2 separate regions of the Homo sapiens genome follow, and region 1 is linked to region 2. A link is a contact called in ENCODE Hi-C or POLR2A ChIA-PET data. All regions are on one chromosome and are shown on one strand. Each heading gives the region's core, a stretch centred on a gene start or an enhancer-like site at or near the end of the contact. The rest is flanking DNA. Distances are from core to core; before and after follow the strand shown.

Region 1 (2,752 bases), core at 78-2,577, 54 kb before region 2:
CCTTGGCCGGGCACAGTGGCTCATGCCTGTAATCCCAGCACTTTGGGAAGCTGAGGTAGGCGGATCACTTGAGGTCAGGAGTTCGAGACCAGCCTGGCCAACATGGTGAAACCCCATCTCTACTAAAAATACAAGAATTAGCCGGGCATGGTGGCGGGTGCCTGTAGTCCCAGCTACTCGGGAGGCTGAGGCAGAACGATGGCTTGAGCCCAGGAGGTTGAGGCTGCAGTGAACCGAGATTGCGCCACTACGCTCTAGCCAAGGTGACAGAGCATGACCTTGTCTCAAAAACAAAAACAAAAACAAAAAGAGAGAGAAAGAGAAGGGGAAAGGCACCCCACTACGAGCTTCCAATGAGTTAAGTGCCAAGGATGAATGAGTGTGAGTGTGGCCCCCAAGTCATCCAGACGGTGGCCTGGGAGAGGACAGACAGCCCAGCCCAGGCCAAGCCCGGGCTCAGGAGCACTCACTGCCTCATATGAAGAAGCAATGCCACCTCATGGGGGTGCCGGGAAAACTGGCCGACTCTGGAGAAAAGTGAAGGCCGAACATCATCCTACCCATATCCCATTTGGCAGAAGTTAAAGATTGAAACACAAAACCTTAAAGAACTGAAAATAATATGTATGAAGAACTTTCTAAGCACACAAGAAATGAATCTCTGGGTAAAGTGAATATACTTTGCTACATATGACAAAAAGAATCCTCCTGGACAGCATCAATAAGACCAAAATGCAGAAAACGAGGAAAAGGGCTTTACTGCGGAGCCCGCGCTATTCACAGTTCCACGTGCTGGGAGCCGCTTGGCAGGGCTGCTTTGCTTATCTGTCCCCAGAGATAGAAGCCCTGGCCGGCATCCTTGCTCTGGAGACTGGGATGGTGGCTTGAGGCCCTGGGACCTGGCCGCCCCACCTGGCCCTGCTGTGGTGTGTGGGACTGGCATGTGACAAGTCCCATCAGACCCACTGTCACTTCAGTCAAGAGACCAGGGTTCCTTCCAGGGCGGCCGGGTCCTGCGAGAGCCAGAGCACAGGTCAAAACACCAGGAACCCAGGAAGCACCAATCCTTTCCCCATGAGTGTGAGAGCGGGGATTTCCACAGAACACCGCGGCACTGGCTGGGGACTTCCAAACGCCGCTGGTAACTGAACAACCAGATCCTCACAGCCTCCCACCCCTATCTCCTGCCCCAAAGCCAGCGTTCCAGAAGTGTCGGGGGTGAGAAGATGTCGGGAAAGGAGAGGCTTCTCTGGCCACCACGCACAAGAAAGACGCCTTCTTGCCAGTGCAGCTGGTGGGACTAGACTTTCTTTGTTGGAGACACAGAGAACATCTGTCAGGACAGCCAACGGCTCTACATTACAAAGCCTCGCCGAGAAAATGAAGCCTTTGTCCCCACTTATCAGAGGGCCTCAAGTTCATCAGTTCTGTTTTCTAGACACCTCTAATTAAAGCTGGCAAACTGTTTCCTAGAAGAATAACAATAGCCTGTACTTTGGCAGAAAATGGAATCCCTGGCAGCTTAGAGAGGCTTCCAAAGTACAGAACTGTGGCTGATTTCCTGCGAATTGGCCATGTTACAGAAAAATCCACGTTCCTGCTCAGATAGTCTCACGGGTGGAAATGAAATAAGAAGAGGGTGTACAAACCAGAACTGGGGAGCCAGGCTGTCTCCTCGCCTTGTTCCAAGCCTTAGGCGCCAAGGCTGTCGGGAATACTACTTCACTCACGGTGCCACTCCTTAGTGAGGGAAAATTGGCCTCACTTGGCAGATGCTGATTGAACCCTACTCTATGCATGGCTTTGTGGCTCCTAAGATCTGCATAAAAGCAACAAGGATCTTCTAAACTTTCATTTTAATCATTAATGTATTTCCAAAAAGCAGCGCATATATTTATTTTTTTCTTCTAAATTAGGTCCCGACATAGAGGCTCTACATAAAAAAAAAGAATGTATTAAATAAGAACATTTTTTTGTGGAACGCATTGGTGGGGCTTTTATTCAAAAGAAATTATGGGCCAGGCGCGGTGGCTTACACCCGTAATCCCAGCACTTTGGGAGGGCGAGGTGGGCGGATCACGAAGTCAGGAGTTCAAGACCAGCCTGGCCAACATGGTGAAACCCCGTCTCTACTAAAAATGAGAAAATTAGCCAGGCGTGGTGGTGTGCACCTGTAATCCCATCTACTCGGGAGGCTGAGGCAGGAGAATCACTTGAACCTGGGAGGTGGAGGTTGCAGTGAGCCAAGATCGTGCCACTGCACTCTAGACTGGGCAAGAGAGTAAGACTCTGTCTCAAAAAAAAAAGAAAAGAAAAGAAAAGAAAGAAATTATGAACTACTGACACTCAATTTGTCTACCATATAAAATAATGTAGGTCCTGTTATGGTTCAGAAGTACAACAGAATACCATATGGCTAGAGGGAGACGAGACCTGTCTACATGAACTGGGGGGGAAGGGCATCCACATTCGCAGAGGTGGCAAGTTGCAGGATACAAGGTAGAATTTTTTTGTTTTTTATTTTTTTATTTTTGAGACAGAGTCTCCCTCTTCTGTCCCCGCTGGAGTGCAGTGGTGCAATCATAGCTCATTGCAGCCTTGAGGCTCCCAGGCTCAAGTGATTCCCCCACCTCAGCCTCCCCTGCACCTGGGACCACAGACGCACACCACTACACCTGGCTAATCTTTTGTATTTTTCGCAGAGATGGGGTCTCACTATGTAGCCCAGGCTGGTCTTGAACTCCTGGGCTCA
Region 2 (2,845 bases), core at 341-2,840:
ATTTTTTATTTTTAGTAGAGACAGGGTTTCACCATGGTGGCCAGGCTGGTCTTGAACTCCTGGCCTCAGGTGATCCACCCGCCTTGGCCTCCCAAAGTGCTGGGATTACAGGCGTGAGCCACTGCGCCTGGCCTCTCTTTACTTTTAAACTCATTTCTAGTTTCCAAATAGTCTCCCTAAGTCCTATCTGCCTAAATCTTCCTCTGCAAGTGTGATCCCTCAGAGCTTGACTGCAGAGCAGTGCCTCTTAACCATCCAACTAGAACAGCTCTGAGCAAAAACATTTGTAGGCATCATTAATCTTCCCTGCAGTGTGCACACAGAAAGTCAGATTAACAAAATTCTATAGGAGACAAACTTACCTTCAAAAGACAAAAGAAAACCACTACATTCTTGACCACCACAGGGTATAAGCCCTTAATTATTAAGAGCTACTGCACTGAGGCAATAACTCCTAAGAAATCTTAACATTTCGCCAGGCAAGGTGGCTCATCCTGTAATCCCAGCACTGGGAGAGAATGGCACACGTAATCCTAGCCTTTAGGAGGCCAAGGCGGGAGGATTGCTTGAGCCCAGGAGTTTAAGACCAGCCTGGGCAACAGTGAGATCCCATCTTTACAAAAAATTGAAAAATCATCCAGGCATGGTGGCCTGTGCCTGTAATCCCAGCTGCTTGGGAGGCTGAGGTGGGAGAATCACTTGAGCCCAGGAGGCTGAGGCTGCAGTGAGCCAAGATCGCACTACTGAACTCCAGCCTGGGTGACAGAGCAAGAGACTCTGTCTCAAAAAAAAAAAAAAAAAAGAAATCTTACCGTCTTTAGTTCCTATCACCATTACTGCAGATTTAGAAGCAATCTACCTGAATCAGAAAATAGAGCTCAAATAAGTTGTGTGGCTTGGTATAATCTGGGAAAATCAGTTTCAAAAGTTACCTGCCCTTGGGATAGAACTTTTTGTCAACACCAGTTTTCAAAAAGTACCCTAGTTATGAGGCCGTTGCTGGGTAAACTTTATCCCATTCCAGCTTCAACCAGAGGAACCTGTACATCCTAAAGTTTCACATAAGATTACACTTGAAGAATAGGTTTCTCCATTAAAAGACTTGAAAACTACTGGTCTTCAGGCTCCCTACCTGTTTAATCTGTCAAGACATTGCCAGCTTAAATTTCGGACAGTTACATAAGTGTCCCTGTTAACTTCAAATGGCCCTGACAGGAATGCTAAAACGTCAGACATTCAAATGGGCCAAGCTTTATCAGGATTATAAAACTTTCAAAGCTCAAAAACATGCCATCTCTATGGGAAACAGTATCTTGGATTTGATGTTACAAAAGGAACAAGAAAATGGTTTCTGAATGGCAGCTTTCAGTTTACAAGTAGTGGCAAAGTAAATGCTTGGATGTTATGAGGTAGTTGATCTAAATTGTGAGGCTTTCTTAAAGGCACTCCTTTGATCTCATGGAGTGAGAGACTAGAAATCTATTCAACGTATTAAAACTCCTCTCCCAGCAAAATAAAATAAACAAAACATCCTCCTCCTAATGGCTGAAGTTCCATCTAGCTGCTATGGCCATTTTATGGAGCATGGTGCCATCTTGTGGCCACTCTCAAACCACCCATTGTTAATCAAGTGCAATTACAGCATGTTAAGAGTGAAAAGGAAAGCTATTTGGAGCCATGGTCACTTGGGATATTTTCAAATGTTCTCAAAGAACATGACATTTTGGTTACTTTTAGAATTTTATTGACTTTTTTCTTCATAACTTTAAAACAAAAACAGCGCATGAAAACCAGTGTCTTATTCCAAAGTCTCAACTCAGCTGATTGCCAGGTGAACATCACCATCTTACTCCTCTGAATAACTAGACACAAATTACATAGCAAGTTCGAGTTTCTGCCCACCCAAGACACAGCCAGTAATCAGTCACAAACACAGACACAGCCAACTCCAGGGGCTCCAGCTTTCTGCCCATCTTCTCTCAGCAGTTCCTCCCATCTGCTAAGATGCGCCTTCCTGGTGGCTCTCTCTCAAGGTGGGTCAAGGCTGAACAAGACAGAAAAGCACAGTCTAGGTCCACCATCACCTCCCACTGGCCACCAGTTGGCCAGCCAGGAAATCATTTCTGTACATCTTTTGTCTCCCCCTTTTATCTCCCTCTCTCTTCTCCAAAACTTGTTGCTATCTATCACTTTCATGTAACAATGGACTTAGTGTCCATTAAACTGCCTGAGAAGTGGTTTGAGCCTGACATATTTTCCTGAGCTAAAAAAGGAAAAGTACCTCTGTGGCCTTCTTGCCATTAAGATCAAGTAAAAAAGGGACTAGCACTACTGAAAAGGGTCACGCTAGAAAAGCCTTAGAATCCTCTCTCCACCCCGTGAAGGTTTCTCTAGCTGTAGCTCTTAAGGGTACAAGACGGCAAATATTCTGGGGTGAAGGAGGTATAATGGGGAAACACATTTATTTTCCCCTTTTAAACTTCCCTGCTGCCCCAGTCTTTGCCTTCTTCTTAGTGGATCCCTTGGGTTCTGGCTCCTTGCGCTTAGCTGAAGAGAGTGAGCCGGTCACCTTGAAGAAATCATCCAGGCGGCCCTGGGTGCTGCCTTGGCGGCTCTTACTCAGCCTCTTGACCCCACTGCGGATTCGCTCCTCAGAGAACTGCTTTTCACCACACATGAACTTGATCAGCTCTTCTTCATTTGGCTCGCTCCACTTCAGCTCCACAGACTCTGGGTCCAGCACCTCAGGTTCCAAGAAGAGCTGGTGAGCCTCCTTGTGGAGCCAATTTTCTGGCACAGGGTACTTGTTGGGGTCAAGTCGCCGCACGATCTCCTCGATGCTCTT

Evidence for each region. A loop is a pair of places that touch in the nucleus more often than their neighbours do. ChIA-PET counts read pairs that join two places held with the same protein, here RNA polymerase II (POLR2A). Pooled maps may share reads with other maps.
Region 1: a loop to region 2 is called in a map of endothelial cell of hepatic sinusoid, with 4 times the contacts of the local background. The contact joins two enhancer-like sites. A Hi-C loop is called at or near these places in 8 of 168 maps with a recorded cell type or tissue (Panc1, ascending aorta, endothelial cell of hepatic sinusoid and 5 more), 1 of 37 single-sample maps with no recorded cell type and 4 of 50 pooled maps. POLR2A ChIA-PET finds 5 or more read pairs at or near these places in 12 of 52 experiments (A549, AG04450, B cell and 9 more).

The regions. Positions count from the first base shown.
Region 1 is chr11:61,849,813-61,852,564 of GRCh38, reverse strand. The region is part of intron 5 of FADS2 (fatty acid desaturase 2); the gene reads right to left. LOC124902679 (a long non-coding RNA gene) reads right to left here. Exons shown (of 2, transcript XR_007062695.1): 2 at 2,506-2,752. Among named protein-coding and RNA genes, the nearest start is that of FADS2, 23 kb to the right of the region's middle. Within about 2 kb of position 1,327, at least 5 of the 41 ENCODE cell types and tissues checked have a DNase peak (open chromatin) inside an H3K27ac peak, as active enhancers do.
Region 2 is chr11:61,796,121-61,798,965 of GRCh38, reverse strand. It overlaps FEN1 (flap structure-specific endonuclease 1), which reads right to left. Exons shown (of 2, transcript NM_004111.6): 2 at 1,728-2,845. The coding sequence ends at 2,462. Among named protein-coding and RNA genes, the nearest start is that of FEN1, 4.6 kb to the right of the region's middle. Within about 2 kb of position 1,590, at least 5 of the 41 ENCODE cell types and tissues checked have a DNase peak (open chromatin) inside an H3K27ac peak, as active enhancers do.